2 separate regions of the Homo sapiens genome follow, and region 2 is linked to region 1. A link is a loop called in an ENCODE intact Hi-C map of the cell type or tissue named here. Cell type or tissue: endothelial cell of umbilical vein. All regions are shown on one strand. Links, peaks and the distances in the headings refer to the core of each region. The heading gives the core; the rest is flanking DNA. Region 1 has its middle 180 kb from the start of GACAT2. Region 2 overlaps MTCL1 (microtubule crosslinking factor 1).

Region 1 (9,235 bases), core at 823-8,822:
GCATGAGAAATAGAAATATGAGAGTACAGGACAATTTGTGGAATGACATCTGTTCATTCATTTATTTAACAAGTTTTTTTTCCAGAAAGCCATCATTGCTAGGCCTGGGGATGGATTATCCCAGTCATCTCAGCTTTAAACTTAATGAGTTTCTCCCTTTTCCTCCAGGGGGCCACTGGGCAACTCTGTGGATGGTGGTACAGTCATTGTTATGAGGACCACAGGAGTGGAGAGGGCATGGGGGAAATGATTATTTCCAATGTGGGCAAGCGGAATTTGTGATGCTAGTGGGCAACAAGACAGACATGCCTAGTACATTTCTGATGAAATTGGTCTGGATCTGTGTCTCAGTTGTCTATTTCTGGGTAACAAACCACCTCACAACTCAGTGGTCTAAAGCAAACAATGTCTTATTATCTCTCATGATTCTGACTGAGCTCAGCTGTGTGGTTCTTCTGTTTCATGTGAGGCCAGGGGCTTGCTTGGGCTGAAGAGGTCCAAGAGGATTAACCCACATGCAGCCTTGGAGGGAACAGCTGGAGCTCCACCGGGCCTCTTCTCCCTCCCTGTCTCTCTTTCTCTCCCACTCTCTCTCCCTCCAGTCTTGGGACTTCTCCATATGACTTTTCACATGGTAGTTAAAAGCTCCTAAAGGCATGTGATCCAAGAAATGAGAAGCAGATGCTGCCAAGCCTCTTAAGGTTGGGCCTGGAATTGGCATGGTAAGATTTCTACCACATTCTCTTGGTTGATGTGAGTCACAGGCCAGCTGGGATTCAGTGTGGGAGAGGACTCTCCAAGGCATGAATATCAGAAAGTGTGGTTCCCTGGAGGTCATCTTTGTAGGGTAGCTATATGTAATTAAACTTGAAAATAGTATTCTTCATTTTTTTTTTTTTTTGAGACTGAGTCTTGATGTGTTGCCAGGCTGGAGTGCAGTGGTGCAATCTCAGTTCACTGCAACCTCCGCCTCCAGGGTTCAAGTGATTCTCCTGCCTCAGCCTTCCGAGTAGCTGGGACTACAGGTGTGCACCACCATGCCCAGCTAATTTTTGTATTTTTAGTACAGACGGGGTTTCACCATGTTGGCCAGGATGATGTCAATCTCTTGACCTCATGATCTGCCTGTCTTGGCCTCCCAAACTGCTGGGATTACAGGAGTGAGCCACTGAACCTGGCCTCCTCATTCTTTGAATCCATCACCAAATATTTCAGAGCTTGTATCTCAGCTAAGCCTGTTAGTAAAGTTGCTTTGATTAGTTTAAGTATTCCCTGAACAGTCTCCTCATCTCTGTCTAGTCCATGGGCAACTCAAGTGAATTCCTGATGGTATAATTGCAAACAGATCTTTAACTTGGAACCAAAGTGAGGGAGTGTATTAGTCTGTCCTTGCACTGCTATAAATAAATACCTGAAACTGGATAATTTATAAAGAAAGGTTTAATTGGCTCATGGTTCTGCAGGCTGCATAGGAAGCATGGCTGGAGAGGCCTCAGGAAACTTACAATCATGGCGGAAGGCAAAGGTGAAGTAGGTGCATCTTACATGGCTGGAGGAGGAAGAGAGAAAAGGGGGGAGGTGCTATACAATTTTAAACAACCAGATCTTCTGAGAACTTACTTGCTATTACAAGACCAGCAAGGGGGAAATGTACCTCCATGATCCAGTCACCTCCCACCAGGCCCCTCCTCCAACACTGGGGATTACATTTCAACATGAGATTTGGGTGGGGAGACAAATCCAAACCATATCAGGGAGTGAATGTTCTCAGTCTGCAAATACATTCGTTATACTGTGATGAGGAGGGTAGACCGGGACCCTGTCAGGTCCTCAGAACCTTGGAGAGTGGCTGTCCCATTCAGCTCTACAAGATGATGGCTGAATTGCTAATTTTGGAGTGGAAAGAAGAACGCTTTCATGTTCAGTTACTATCTGTCACTGGAATTCTATCACAGACTTCAGTTTTGGGCTTTGTGGGTTTTTAGGGTCATCTGCAGATATGTATTGAAGTATTCAATAGCATAGGCAGAAAGTAACACAGTCTTCATATTATTAAATACATTGTATTATTAATATCATGCTTCTTTGAGAATTTGTAAAAGTGAGAATTTTGCTGTGTATTTCCCATGGTAAAGATAAAGTGAGATAAAAACTCTCAATACACTGCAATTATTACTCAAAAAATAAATAAACATGTACTGTGTAGGAGTTCTTGTCCTCTCTTGCATGTTTTTTAACTTCAGGTTTGAACCCTGAATCACATTTTCTTGCTACTTAGGAGGACCCATCAGCCAATTTAAGAATGATCCAATTTCTCTCAATTGGCAATATCTCTAGATATAACACATACCACGCAGTCTTTGAATTCCATGAACACAGAATCAATGCTGACCATTTTTCTGCTATACTGCCCCACATTTTTTTTCATCTATAAAATATGAGTTAAAATTTATCTTAAAATAATAGTTGGAATAAATGAGCAAGTGAAAAGCACTTTGAAAATATATAGCACAAAACAACTGCACCACTAGCTATTATTACTATTCCTCAAAATATGTAGTATTTCTAGTCCTGTTGTCTATACTTCTTTCACCTTTCTAAGAGGTGTTGGGAAATTTATTCTTAACACTGAGATTATTAAGGCACAGCTATTATTCCCCCTTCTTGTGGCAATAAAGGACATATTATTTCAGCTATAGCTAACTTATAAAAATGTTCAGTTACTCATGTCTTAGCCCGAGTGAACATACATTATTATGCTACATTCTTTACTATTTGTAAAATAGTTGTCAGCTACAAATGCATTATCCTACACATTGAAGTTAATGATGGAAAAATGCTGCTGTCACAGAAAATTGGATTGTGAAAGTAGATAAATGCTCAGGTGCTTATTTTTAAAATAGCAAGCATTCATCTTGTGATAGTATTGGCTTCCAGTAGCTTTATCTCCATTACATAAGTGCCAGGCAGGCAATTATTATCCTGGAAGAGTGTGAGGACTTGTTATTTCATCAGCACATAAAGAGTCTTCCTACTAGATGCCATATATGGTCTGAAGTCCTGGACTCCAATCCAACCTCTTCATTTAAACACTTTTAAATTTGTATATTTTAAAATATAAACAATGATCCAAAATTCAGACACTTCAAAAAGGCATATAATGAAACGTCCCCCTTCCCTCCTCTCCTCCAGCCACACAGGGCCCCACCTTGAAGTCAAATGATGTTAATGGTTTCTTGTGTATATCTGAGATATTTTGTGCATATATAGACATAGATCTGTATATCTATCTTCCTTATTGCCCCCTGTTATGGACTGAATTTGTATTCCCCAAATTCTTATGCTGAAGCCGTAATCCCCAGTATGTCCTGCATTTGGAGATAGGGCCTTTAAAGAGATACTTAAGGTAAAGTGAAGTCATTTGGGTGGGCCCTAGGCCAATATGGTGTCCTTATAAGAGGAGGAGATGAAGACAAACACATGCAGAGGGAAAACCACATGAAGATACAAAGAGAAGATGGCCGTCTGCAAGCCAAGACAAGGGGCTCCAGGAAAAACCAAACTTGCTGACACCCTGATCTTGGATTTCTAGCTTTCAGAGTTGAGAGAAAATTTCTGTTGTTTAAGCCACCCAGTCTGTAATATTTGTTATGGCAGCCCTAGCAGACTAATATGCCTCTGCTATTTTTTTTTAATTTTTAATTTTTACAAACTAGTAGCATACAATGCCCACTTTGCTGGACCCCTCTTTTTCACTTACTATATTTTTCACGAAGTACATAAAAGCTTCCCTCTTCATTTATTGTTATGGATATATGAATTATTTTTATTATATGGTTGTAGCATAACTATTTGACCATTCTCCTACTGATGAACATTTAGAATATTTCCGATATTTTACTACTAGAAACAATACTGTCATAAATAATTTGTATATGAATAATTTTACACACGAGCAAGCATACCCGTAGAATCAGTTTCTAAAACTAACACCACTGCGTATAAGGACATCTGCAGTAATATTTTGGGTTTAAAAAAATTTTTTTTAATTTTTTATTTTTTGAGACAGAATCTCATTCTGTTGCCCTGGCTGGAGTGCAGTGGTGCAATCTCAGCTCACAGCAACCTCTGCCTACCAGGTTCAAGCGATTCTCCTGCCTCAGCCTCCCAAGCAGCTGGGATTACAGGCGCCCGCAACCACGCTTGGTCATATATATATATATATATTTTTGTATTTTTAGTAGAGACGAGGTTTCATTATGTTAGACAGGTTGGTCTCGAACTCCTGACTCTGGTGATCCGCCCACCTCCGCCTCCCAAAGTGCTGGGATTGCAGGCATGAACCACTGCATCTGGCTTGCAGTAATATTTTGATAGTTATTGCCAAATTGCCCTTCCTGGAGGACATACAGACTTATACTTACACCAGAAAGAATGAGAGTGCCTACTTCCTACATCTTCCACACACAGTTTGTTATTGAACTTTTTGATTTTTACTAATCTGGTAAAAATTTTGCATGTCAGGAAGTATCATTTTGCAGTTTTCTCATTGTGGTGATGTTGAACATCTTTTTGTAAGTTTAAAAGACATTTATATCTCATTTTTTGATTAAGCTTCTTTTTCCACTGGGCTTTTCATCTTTTTGTATTGTAGATGTTCTTTTTTTTTTTTCTTTTATTTTTATTTTGAAACAGGGTCTTGCTCTGTCACCCAGCCTGGAGTGCAGTGAGGTGATCATAGCTCACTGCAGCCTTGACCTCCCTGGCTCAAGCAATCCTCCCATCTCAGCCTCCTGAGTAGCTAGAACTACAGGTGCACGCCATTATGCCTGGCCAATTTTAAAACAATTCTTTGTAGGGATGAGGTCTCACAATGTTGCCCACGTTAGTTTTGAACTCCTCGGCTCAAGTGATCCTCCTGCCTTGGCCTCCCAAAGTACTGATGTTCTTTATTTGTTAGAAAAATTAGTCATTTTCAGTGATATGAGTTGCAAACATTTCCCCCAGTTTGTACTGGTCTTTTTACATTACTTCTGAGGAGGCTGTGTAGAAAATTTTGAGTTTAATATTATCAACTTTATCAGTCCTTTTTAAAACAGTGCAATGGCCTCTGACAATAAGCACCCAGAGTGAGGATAAACTTCCTGGGGACCTCGGGACCCCTGAACTTGCTTGCAGCTGATGTCTGAAATGAGGCTCACTTCAGGCATCAGCTGCAAGTTCAGGGGTCCCCAGGCCACCTTCACTCCTGACCAACTGGTTACAAGTTCGGGGTTCCCACGATCCTCTCAAGTTTGATAATTCACTAGAATGACTAACAGAATTCAGGGAAGAGCTATATGATTTAAAAAATTACAGTTTTATTATCACAAAAAGATTACGAATAAGAACCAATCAAAAGAAGAGACAGATAGGTAGAGGTCTGGGAGGGTCCTAGATGGGAAGTTTCTGGTGTCCTCTCCCTGCAGAGATGGGATGCATCATCCTCCGAGCACATCGGTGTGTACAATATGCAGAGTACTGTCAACTAGGATACACACTTGAGCTTCAAGTTCAGAGTTTTTTTGGGTTTCATTATGTGTGCATGATTGATTGAAACACTAGTCACCCTCTGAACTCAGTCTCCAGTCACCCCTCTTCCCTCCCTGGAGATCAGGCTGATATCACTTGGCTCAAATTCCAACCCTCTAATGACATAATTGGTCTCTCTCTCAGTGGCCAGCCTCTGTCTCGAGTCATCTCTTAGAAACTGTCGAAGAGCCTCCTATGAGTCACCTTATTAGAATAAACTATGAGGGCATACCATGAATAACAAAGACATTCCTATCACCCAGGAAATTCCAAGAAGTTAGAGATTAACTCACAGGAACCAGGAACCAGGGACAAAGCCCAATAAATTCTTTATTACTCAGGATACAGATTCTGGATTTTGTTTCATACATAGAAAGCACTTCCTTTTCTAAGATTATTATAAAAACAAATTACCCCATGATTTCCTCTAGTACCTGAATGATTCAATTTTTTTCCAACATAAAAGTGTGATTATAGATTCAAATCGTTTTCTTTTTTTCTTTCTTTCTTTCTTTCTTTTTTTTTTTGAGACAGGGTCTTGCTCTGTTGCACAGGCTGGAATACAGTGGTGTTATCATAGTTGACTGTAGCATTGAGCTCCTGGGCTCGAGCAATCCTCCCATCTCTGCCTCCTGAGTAGCTGGAACTATAGGCATGTGCCACCATGCCTGGCTAATTAAAAAAAATTTTTTTTGTAGAGATGGGGTCTCCCTATGTTGCCCGGGCTGCAAATTGTTTTCTTGATAATTGTCCCCTAACCATTTGTTGAATAAACTATTTTTCTTCTACTGATTGAAATGCTAACCTTAGCCTATACTAAATTTCCGTATGTATATGGATCTATTTCTCAACTTTATAATGTGTTCAATTGCATTTTTAAATGTTTATACCACATTATTATAATTTTATAATTTATTATTTCAAATTAATATTAATAGTAAATTTCTTAAACTTCTAAAAAACTTTTTTTGGAAATAGATTTAAAATCAAATACCAATTAGAGGTGGTAAGACACAAATGTAGCTGTCAGAGGAGTAGACAGTATCCTATTGATCTGGTTTGTCAGCTGGTTAGCAGGTTAGCATAGGGATTGTTCCAATGAATTCACTTACTTTATTGCCAGAATTGAAGAAAACTTATAAAACTGTGCTGCATTTATTTGTGTTTTACAAGCAGTTATTCAGAATCAAATGGAAATTTTTCACTGCATTGGAAATAGCCTGGCCAAATCCTCAAATTCCACAGAAGCAGTTTAGGTGTTTGGTCTTCTCAATGGTCAGCTTTTGGATGAGTTGGGCACTTGTTTTCCTCAATGACCACCTCCTGTACATCTTGACCTGGAGACAAACTACTCAGTTTCTCCCAGCAGCATTAACTGGGCCTCACTCTGTTCTTGAACAAGATGAGTTCAAGTCAGCCAGTGCAACCAGATCCAGTGTAGACAGAATCTGGTTCTTTGATCATCAACCCTGGGAGGAACTATCATCTTCATACTAGTCTTTTCCTTCAGACTGGGCAAAGAACATTTGTGGAATAGACCACATATTTGTGGCTCTCACTGGTAAAAATGTAGCTTTGTAAGCTTGCCTGAGAACAGAGCATGAATGTCAGATCCTGGCTCAGCTGCACTGCCTAACTTGGGGAGTTTTAGAAGTTACGCATCAGCAAAAAAATGTCCTGATCTGACAGCTTTGAAGAGAGTAGTGGTTCTCCCTGCTTGGAGTTTGAGATCTGAGAACGGACAGACTGCCTCCTCAAGTGGGTCCCTGACCCCTGAGTAGCCTAACTGGGAGACACCTCCCAGCAGGGGCTGACTGACACCTCATACAGCCGGGTGCACCTCTGAGATGAAGCTTCCAGAGGAATGATCAGGCAACATCTGCTGTTCTGCAAAATTTACTGTTCTGCTGCCTCCGCTGGTGATACCCAGGCAAACAGGGTCTGGAGTGGACCTCCAGTAAACTCCAACGGACCTGCAGCTGAGGGTCCTGACTGTTAGAAGGAAAACTAACAAACAGAAAGGACATCCACACCAAAATCCCATCTGTACGTCACCACCATCAAAGACCAAAGGTAGATAAAATCACAAAGATGGGTAGAAACCAGAGCAGAAAAGCTGAAAATTCTAAAAATCAGAGCACCTCTTCTCCTCCAAAGGAACGCAGCTCCTCGCCAGCAATGGAACAAAGCTGGATGGAGGAAGACTTTGACGGGTAGAGAGAAGAAGGCTTCAGACGATCAGTAATAATAAACTTCTCCAAGCTAAAAGAGGATGTTCAAACCCATTGCAAAGAAGCTAAAAACATTGAAAAAAGATTAGATGAATGGCTAACTAGAATAACCAACGCAGAGAAGTCCTTAAATGACCTGATGGAGCTGAAAACCATGGCACGAGAACTACGTGACACATGCAAAAGCTTCAGTAGCCGGTTTGATCAAGTGGAAGAAAGGGTATCAGTGATTGAAGATCAAATGAATGAAATGAAGCAAGAAGAGACGTTTAGAGAAAAAAGAGTAAAAGGAAATGAACAAAGCCTCCAAGAATTATGAGACTATGTGAAAAGACCAAATCTACGTCTGATTGGTGTACTTGAAAGTGACAGGGAGAATGGAACCAAGTTGGAAAACACTCTTCAGGATATTATCCAGGAGAACTTCCCCAACCTAGCAAGGCAGGCCAACATTCAAATTTAGGAAATACAGAGAACGCCACAAAGATACTCCTCGAGAAGAGCAACTCCAAGACACATAATTGTCAGATTCACCAAAGTTGAAATGAAGGAAAAAATGTTAAGGGCAGCCAGAGAGAAAGGTCGGGTTACCCACAAAGGGAAGCCCATCAGACTAACAGGGAATCTCTCAGCAGAAACTCTATGAGTCAGAAGAGAGTGGGGGCCAATATTCAACATTCTTAAAGAAAAGAATTTTCAACCCAGAATTTCATATCCAGCCAAACTAAGCTTCATAAGTGAAGGAGAAATAAAATGCTTTACAGACAAACAAATGCTGAGAGATTTTGTCACCACTAGGCCTGCCTTACAAGAGCTCCTGAAGGAATCACTAAACATGGAAAGGAACAACTGGTACCAGCCACTGCAAAAACATGCCAAATTGTAAAGACCATCAATGCTAGGAAGAAACTGCAGCAACTAACAAGCAAAATAACCAGCTAACATCATAATGACAGGATCAAATTCACACATAACAATATTAACCTTAAATGTAAATGGGCTAAATTCTCCAATTAAAAGACACAGACTGGCAAATTGGATAACGAGTCAAGACCCATCAGTGTGCTGTATTCAGGAGACCCATCTCACATGCAGAGACACGTATAGGCTCAAAATAAAGGGATGGAGGAAGATCTACCAACCAAATGGAAAACAAAGGCAGGGGTTGCAATTCTAGTCTCTGATAAAACAGACTTTAAACCAACAAAAATCAAAAGAGACAAAGAAGGCCATTACATAATGATAAAGGGATCAATTCAACAAGAAGAGCTAACTATCCTAAATATATATGCACCCAATACAGGAGCACCCAGATTCATAAAGCAAGTCCTTAGAGACTGACAAAGTGACTTAGACTCTCACACAATAATAATGGGAGACTTTAACACCCCACTGTCAACATTACACAGATCAACGAGACAGAAAGTTAACAA
Region 2 (9,235 bases), core at 673-8,672, 160 kb after region 1:
TTGGCTTTGATGGACAGAGGTCATTTGTCCAAACAAGTGACTCCGAAGCCTCATGTTCACAAAACGCCAGTTTGGGAAACTCCTACATTTACCCTTCATTAATCTGACCAACTCCCAGACCCTCTCCTGGTGGAAAATTGTTAAGTTTCTGTAAAGGAGATGCTGCAGGCACACTGCTGCTGACCTGAAACCACCAGGGAAGTTCTAAAAACCACAGATGCCTGGGTCACCACCCCCAGGGTCTGATGTAGGGGCCAGGGTGTAGCTTGGGCAGCAGGATTCTTAAAAGCTCCGCAGGGATGCTACCGTGCAGCCAGGGCCTGGCATCACCAGCTAAAGGGCTTGATCCCAGGCACGCACTGTACAATCTTTCACCACCTCAGTAAAAGTGACGGCACAAGAAACCACTTGTCAAAACCTGCTCCTGGCACTGCCGCCCTCTAATCTTCCCACAGAGAAGGGCCCAAACATCTAGAGTCACTTAAAAGGGTGTTTTGCAAAAGGTTGAGAGCAAAGGTGAACATGGGTATCACCTTCTACCCATCTCATCAATCAGCTAGAAAATGCAGGGTACCCTTCAGAAAATACATAATGAGCCAAGCTGGAGACTTCACGGGGATGGCTCCGGAGCAGGGTGTGACCTGAGACAGTAAGAAGGGAGACAAGAGAGTTTTCCTAAGGTGCTAGAACAAACCTTGTGCAGCCAACCCACAATCTTGTCAAACAAATCCTTCAAGACAGTTGAAATCCTTCAACACAAAGTACTCAGGGTCAAGCGATGACTCTTCCCTCCAAAGCTTCAACGGAGTTGGAGGAGGAAAAGAGTTCTTGATTGCCACAAATTGGGGAGGGGGGGTGCTACCAGCATCTAGTGGGCAGAGGCTAGGAACACCGTTAAGCATCCTGCAGTCCACAGGATAGTCCCCACAACGAAGCAGGACCCAGTCTAAAACGACAGCAGAGAAACCCTGCTCCAAGCAGATTACTCAAGTGATTCCTCTAGCAACCCTCACCTGTAATGTTTCCACGAGGGTTAGATGACAACTGGGCCTTATTACTTAGGTGACCCTGTGAGTAACCTCGTTTACAAATAAGTTCAAAATAATGTTTATGGCTCTTTCTCAAGGGAAGATAAAAACGACATATCCAAACCCAAACCAAGATTCCTACACATGAGAACCCTTGGAAACAAACAAGAAACTCTGAGTGTTACTTCAAGATTGAAAAGTAAAAACGGCCTGGCCAAGCCCCACCACTGACCCAGCCAGCTGGCCGGCCCACTCCCACCTGCGAGGACGCTCCTGTAGCCTCCTCAGTGCCAATGCTTGAGGTTCTCAATCATTAACAGGATACTAACGGCCAAGCACAGTGGCTCACGCCTGTAATCCCAGCACTTTGAGAGGCCGAGGTGGGTGGATCACTTGAAGTCAGGAGTTCAAGACCAGCCTGGCCAACATGGTGAAACCCCATCTCTACTAAAAATACAAAAATTAGCCAGGTGTGGTGGCAGGCATCTGTAATCTCAGCTACCGGGAAGGCCAAGGCAGGAGAATCGCTTGAACCCAGGAGGCAAAGGTTGCAGTGAGGCAAGATCACGCCACTTCACTCCAGCCTGAGCGACAGAGACTCCCTCTCAAAAACAAACAAACAAACAAACAAAAAATGAGGCCGACACAGATACAGACAGGCACTTGTGAAAAACCATATCATCTTCAAATTTTAATGTTTCCTATAGTTTACAGAAACAATACATGGAGGATTTTTCAGCAGTGATTTTGTTTCTCTCATTTATGAAAAAAAGCTTTACTAATGCCCATGAATAAACACAGAAGATCAAACACTCCCCGGCCTCGTCTCACCTCAGCCCCCGAGGTGGTCTGACAGTCCCGAGGGCTGCCCTGCGCCCTGGCTCCCAGGCACTGCGTCCTCAGCTCTCACCTTCCTCCCCCCTGCCAGGAGAGATGAGCCACGTGTGATGCGAAAACAACTGGCAACGGTCTACCCGCAACTGTTGAGTGCTAAACAGTACACAGATAGATGTCTGATCAATGAACACGGCTTTGCCTGGGCAACCAGAGCACATCCGCACCCAAAGATGAACAGTGTCTACGTTCAAATGCCAACTGCCTGATGAATGCCCTCCCCATTTCCTGCTCCCCTTGTCCCAGGAACACTGCTGAAGGTCACACGAAAGCATATCTACGATGCAAGGAACAAACACACACCTAACTGCCCCCACCCCCAACATTCTTTCAGGGGAGAATAACCACCCTGTACAAACAGCCATGGGGAGCGGCACCCTGCCAGCACCTGGGGTCCATCCTCTCTCTGGGGCTTATTCTCAGGTCAGAATTCAAGTGCTGCCTGATTACCTGCCCAACAGGGAGACATTCAGTTGGGCTGTGTAACTATGTATGGGTGACTCGGCGTCTTTTCAATGCGAATGATTTTTTATTACCAGGGAGAAAAAAACAACACAACTTGCTTATTTGGCTCATAATCATACCATTTCAACGTACGATGGCTCACTTGAGTCTGAGCAACACCAAGAAACAGCACTCAGGCCGTAGAGAATCCTATGGAGTATTTTCTAAGCATTTCTATTTCTCTGACTCTTGATTCTGCACTTGAAGATAAAAGTTACCTAAATTAGCCAAACACGGCAGCTCACCCCTGTAATCCCAAAACTTTGGGAAACTGAGGTGGGAGGATTGTTTGAGCTCAGGAGTTTGAGACTAGCCTGGGCAACATGATGAGACCCAGTCTCTACTAAAAAATAAATAAATAAATAAATTTAAAAAATCAAAAAAATTAGCCGGGTGTGGTGGCACACGCCTGTAGTCTCAGCTACTCGGGAGGGTGAGGCAGGAAGATCCCTTGAGCCCAAGAGGTCAAGGCTGCAGTGAGCCATGATCCCTGGGCAACAGAGCGAGACCCTGTCTCAAAAAAAATGAAGATTAAAAGAATAAAGTTACCTAAATTATATTACATCAATAACATGACTTGTAGCATATAAATTCAACAGACCCCAAGAGAATCAAATACAAATTTTGAGGCGGGACACAGTGGCTCACGCCTGTAATCCCAGCACTTTGGGAGGCTGAGACAGGTGGATCACTTGAGGTTAGGAGTTCAAGACCAGCCTGGACAACATAATGAAACCCCGTCTCTACTGAAAATACAAAAATTAGCCAGGTGTGGTGGTGCACACCTGTAATCCCAGCTACTCAGGAGACTGAGGCAGGAGAATCACTTGAACCTGGGAGGCAGAGGTTGCAGTGAGCTGAGATCACACCACTGCACTCCAGCCTGGGTGACAGGGTGGGACTCTGTCTCAAAAAAAAATTTTTTTTTTGAGAAGAGCAGTAGTTTCTATTTTTCCCATAGCACAGACAATGCTACAAATTTGATGCAGTTTACTGCCTAGTGAAAGTCTAAATTATTCAGAAATATGTGCTGTCTATATTTTAATTATTATTTTTTTTCTTGAGACGAAGTCTCGCTCTTGCCCCCCAGGCTGGAGTGCGATGACGCGATCTTGGCTCACTGCAACCTCTGCCTCCCAGGTTCAAGCGATTCTCTTGCCTCGGCCTCCTGAGTAGCTGGGATTACAGACGCCTGCCACCATGCCTGGCTAATTTTTGTATTTTTAGTACAGACGGGGTTTCACCATGTTGGCTAGGCTGGTCTTGAACTCCTGACCTCAGGTGATCTGCCCGCCTCGGCCTCCTAAAGTACTGGGATTAGAGGCATGAACCATCGTGCCCAGCCTATTTTAATTATCATTATTATTATTTTTTACTTTTTTATCTTTTTTTGAGATGGAGTCTTGCTCTGTCGCCCAGGCTGGAGTGCAGTGGCACAATCTTGGCTCACTGCAAGCTCTGACTCCCGGGTTCACGCCATTCTCCTGCCTCAGCCTCCCGAGTAGCTATGACTACAGGCGCCCGCCACCACGGCCGGCTAATTTTTTGTATTTTTAGTAGAGATGGGGTTTCACCGTGTTAGCCAGGATGGTCTTGATCTCCTGACCTCGTGATCCGCCCACCTCGGCCTCCCCAAAGTGCTGGGAAAACAGACGTGAGCCACCGCACCCAGCCAATTATTTTTAAGAAAAGCAGCAAGCACAGTGTCTGTTTCACTACAAGTCAGAGGTTCCATTCTAACGTGTAGGTAAAATGCTGAAACGCCCTGCACATTATCAGAGATTCCCATCTTCCAAGAAAGGCTGTCTTAGAGAAGGAGAGAAATAGATGGATCTTCAATCTCTCAGGAAGTCTGCAAAGTAATGTTCACACAGCATCGCTGCGTCCAAGGTAGCCATCCCAAGGGTGCCATAATCTGCCCTAAAAGGTCCCCCGGAGCCTGCAGTGCTGTGGGCGAGACTGCACAGGAAATAAAAAGAAGGCAGCTGTACAGCGCACAGGGGACAAGCCGGCGTTGTCCAAGCCCAGCGAGGAGCCTGGCTGACGTTCAGGAAGTTGATGAACAGAAGCGGCTTCGCTTATCACTAACCAAACAGGCCAATTTCATGACTCACAGTCATTGTCAAAAAACTTGACCTACAGTGGAATTACTGGCCTTTATTAACTATCCTTAGGTAATGATATAAAGAATCAGAAATTCCTCAGCAAGAGATTTTTAAATAATGTTTTGGCTCTTTCTCAAGGGAAAAATAAAGATGATAAAACCTTCACCCATGGAACAAATATTTATCCAGCGTTTCATAAGGACGGGGCTGTGTAGAGAGACACAGACATACCAAAAGGCAAAGAGGTGAGTGGGCCAAAATGCCATTGAGGGATCAAATGGGATTCGGATCTGCTGGCTGGCACGGACTCCGCACCAAGAAAGCACTTTCAGGACATATATAGCTAAGTGATCAAGGCTGGGTGGCTCTGGCAGAGATCAATGGAACAGAGCAGAGAACCCAGAAACAGACCCAAACACATGTGCCCAACTGATTTTTGACAACAATGCAAAAGTAATTCGATGGAGGAAAGGTGGCCTTTTCAACAGACGGTGCCAGAGTAACTGGGTGTTCACAGGCCAAAAAAATGAAGCTTGACCTAAGTTTCATAGCATATACAAAAATTAATTCAAAATGGATCACAGACATACATGTGCAATGTAAAACAATAAAACTTTCCAAAAAATACATAGGAGAAAATATTCAGGATGTAGGGTTAGGCACAGAGCTTTTAAAATTGATACCACAAAAGGAATCATTCTTAAATTGGGCTTCATAAACTAAAAACTTTTGCCCTGAGAAAACCTTGTAAGAGGATGAGAAGACAAGCTACGGAGTAAGAGAAAATATTTGCAAACCATATATATATATATATATATATATATATATATATATATATATATATATATATATATATATTTGTCTTCTTGGGAAGCCAAAGTGAGAGGATCACTTGAGTCCAGGAGTTTGAGACAGCCTGAGCAACACTGTGAGACCTCATCTCTACAAAAGATTTTCTACAGTCAGCTGGGTGCGGTGGCGTATAACTCTAGTCCTAGTTACTCAGAAGGCTGAGGCAGAGGATCCCTTGAGCCCCAGAGTTCAAGGTGGCAGTACATCACGAGTATACCACTGTACTCCAATCTGGGTGACAGAGGGAGACCCTGTCTCTAAAAAAATTTTAATTAATTAACTTAATGTACAAAGAACTCTCAAAACTCAACAATGAAAAAAAATATATAACAGGCAGGCCTTAAGCCTGTAATCCCAGCACTTTGGGAGGCTAAGGCAGGAGGATCCCTTGAGGCCAGGAGTTTGAGACCAGACTGAGCAAAATGGCAAAACCCTGTCTCTCCAAAAAATACGGAAATTAGCTGGGCATGTGGCACTAGCCTAGCTACTCGGGGCCGGGGGTGGGGGTGGAAAGTGCTTAGGCGAGAGGACTGCTTGAGCCCAAGGAGGTCCAGGCTGCCTTGAGCTGTGATCACACCACTGGACTCCAGCCTGGGAGACAGCAAGACCTTGTCTCAAAAAACAGTACAATAAGCAAGCAATCCAGCTGGGCGTGGTGGCTCACATCTATAATCCCAGCACTTTGGGAGGCTGAGGTGGGTGGATCACCTGAGGTCAGGAGTTTGAGACCAGCCTGGCCAACATGGTGAAACCCTTGTTTCTTCTAAAACAAAAAGAAAAAGCTGGGCATGGTGGCGTGCACCTGTAATCCCAGCTACTCGGGAGGCTGCGGCAGGAGAATCGCTTGAACTCGGGAGGCGGAGGTTGCAGCGAGCCGAGATCAATCACGCCACTGCACTCCAGCCTGGGCGACAGAGCGAGACTCCGTCTCAAAAAAAAAAAAAAAAAAAAAAAAAAAAGAATGGACAACATAAGAAGGCCCCACATGGGACTAGCAGAAGTTTTAGAAAGAATACAGGTGATGAAAGGAAATACAATTCAGAGAAAATTTCACTATCGAACACTATTCGGAGTGAGAATTCTCCAGATTTCATGACAGACTTAATCAGACTGACGGTGAATGCTGAGCAAAATAAGAATAAATCTAGATAAAGTGGACTGAAACTATAGAATACCAAACACAAAAAGAAAAGTATAAGAGTCATCAGGAAGACAGATTAGCTTCAAAAATAAAAATTATGCTGACAGCAGACCTCTCTACAGCAAAATGAGCCAAAAGATAATAAAATATTATCTTCAAAGTGTTGGAATTCCACACCCAACTAAATAGATTTCAAGACAATATGAAATGAAAGCAATACTGCTAACTGAAAAAAACTGCTGAAGGATGTATTAAAAGATCAGCAAGAAGGAAACTGAACTCAGAGAAGTAACACTCAAGAAGCAATGATAAGTAAACAAATAGGCAATTAAATTAACTGTAAATTAATCTAAACAAGCATTAGCTATTAAATAAGTTTTTAAAAGGTCATTTTAAAAAGATGAAACTAAAATGATACTAAAACATATGAAAGACAAGATTTGATTAAAGTTGAAGCTTTCTAAGATGGCTGTATTCTTCAGGAGGAGAATACAGCTAATGATTAGTTTTAAACTTCAATTCAAACATGCATGTTAAACATGTGAGTGATCATTAAAATCACAGAAATAGAATGTATAACTTCCCAACTAAGACACAGAATTAAAAACTCAAAGAGAAGTCAAAGAAAGAGAGAGAGAGAGAGGGAGGGAGGGAGGGAAGCAGGGAGAGAGAGAGAGAGAGAGAGAAGGAGCAAGCAGGGAAAATAAAGAACATAAAATGCAATGACAGAAATAAACTCAAACCATCAGTAGCCACAATGCTTATATATGCATTAAATTTATCAGTTTAAAAAAGAGAGAGTCTCAGATCCCATTTTTAAAAAATGTAGCTACATTCTGTTCAGAAGAAATACACTGAAAACATAATGACATAGAAAAATGAAACTAAAGAAACCATAGAAAAGCTATCCCAGGCCATGCAAAGGACATGAACAGACATTTCTCAATTGAAGACATGTACCTGGTCAAGAAACATGAAGAAATGCTCCACATCACTAATCATCAGAGAAATGCAAATTAAAACCACAATGAGATATCATCAAACACCGGTCAGAATGGCTGTTATTAAAACATCAAAAAACAGCAGATGTTGGCATGGATATGGAGAAAAAGGAACTCTTATACACTGTTAGTAGGAATGTAAATTAGTACAGCTCTATGGAAAACAGTATAGGGAATTCTCAAAGTAGTAAAAATAGAACTACCATTCAACCCAGCAATCTCATTAATGTGCATCTACCCAAAAGAAATTATATTAAAAAAATACCTACACTCATGTGTTTATTGAAGCAATATGCACAATAGCAAAATCATGGAATCAACCTAAGTATCCATCAATAGACGATTAGATAAAGAAAGTGTGGTATATATACACCATGGAATACTACGCAGCAATAAAAAAGAATGAAACCCTGTCTTTCGCAGCAACATGGATGGAGCTGGAGGCCATTATCCTAAGTCAAATAACTCAGACACAGAAAATCCAATACTGCATGTTCTCACTTACAATTGAGAGCTAAACAATGGGTAAACATAGACACAAAGATGTAAATAATAGACACTGGGGAGTCCTTAAGCGGGGAGAATGGGCGGGATGGTGGTGAGGGTTTAAACAAATTATCTACTGAGTACAGTCACCGTTCGGGTGGTGGGTGCACTAGAAGCCCAAACCTCACTATTATGCAAGATACTCATGCAGCAAACCTGCACACATGCCTCCGAATCTAAAATTTAAAGAAATTTTAAAAAGAATTACCAAAACCCTGGGGTTCAAACCACCACCATCTCTCTCAAGGATTTACTGGAGAAGCCTCCTAACTTGCCTCCTCCACTCTCCCCCTTATTATGGACTGAACGTTTATGCCCTCCCCCAAATTCATATGTGGAAGCCCTGACCCTCAGCGTGATGTTCTATGGAGGTGGGGCCTTGGCCCCATGATGGGGTTAATATCTTTATGAAAAGAGGAAGAAACACCAGAACATTGCTTGTTGCGCGCGCGCATGCGCACTCGCTCTCTCTCGCTCGCTCTTGCGCGCGCGCGCGCTCTCTCTCTCTCTCTCTCTCTCCTCTTATTCTCACCCTCATGCTCTCTGCCATGTGAAAACACAGCAAGAAGGCAGCTATCTGTAAGCAGGGAAGAGGGCTCTCGCCAGGAACCAAATTGACTAGCATTTTGATTTTCGACTTCCCAGCCTCCAGAACTGTCAGAAATAAATGTCTGTTGTTTAAGACAAAAAAAAAAAAAAAAAAAAGAAAAAAAGAAAAAAAAGCTATCCCAAGCCAATACTACCCAAAAGAAATTTGGTATAGATGATGAAAGCAGATAAAAAAGAATTTACAGCAAAAAGCAATACATTAGAATAAAGAGGTCATTACCAACTGATAAAGGGAATAACTCATCACAAGGAAGAGTCCTAAATCTGTTTTCACTTAAAAATACGGTATCAAGACCAGGCGCGGTGGCTCACGCCTGTAATCCCAGCACTTTGGGAGGCCGAGGCGGGCAGATCACGAGGTCTGGAGATTGAGACCATCCTGGCTAACATGGTGAAACCCTGTCTCTACTAAATATGCAAAAAAAATTAGCCGGGCGTGGTGGCGGGTGCCTGTAGTCCCAGCTGCTCCGGAGGCTGAGGCAGGAGAATGGCGTGAACCCGGGAGGCAGAGCTTGCAGTGAGCCGAGATCGTGCCACTGCACTCCAGCCTGGGCG

The links. A loop is a pair of places that touch in the nucleus more often than their neighbours do. Peaks named below come from ENCODE experiments on the same cell type or tissue, not always from the same donor. Only the 100,000 strongest peaks of a DNase experiment are listed, where the experiment ranks them.
Region 2: a loop joins it to region 1, with 9 times the contacts of the local background. A loop is called at or near these places in 2 of 110 quality-filtered maps.

What each region holds. Positions count from the first base shown.
Region 1 is chr18:8,887,627-8,896,861 of GRCh38, reverse strand. No RefSeq gene overlaps it. Among named protein-coding and RNA genes, the nearest start is that of GACAT2, 180 kb to the right of the region's middle. In endothelial cell of umbilical vein, for the core only: no CTCF peak of the experiment used is centred there; a DNase peak (open chromatin) is centred at 5,701; H3K27ac peaks cover 1,532 bases.
Region 2 is chr18:8,725,828-8,735,062 of GRCh38, reverse strand. All of the region lies in intron 3 of MTCL1 (microtubule crosslinking factor 1), which reads right to left. Among named protein-coding and RNA genes, the nearest start is that of GACAT2, 23 kb to the right of the region's middle. RefSeq lists an enhancer at 4,358-4,652. In endothelial cell of umbilical vein, for the core only: no CTCF peak of the experiment used is centred there; a DNase peak (open chromatin) is centred at 4,492; H3K27ac peaks cover 4,251 bases.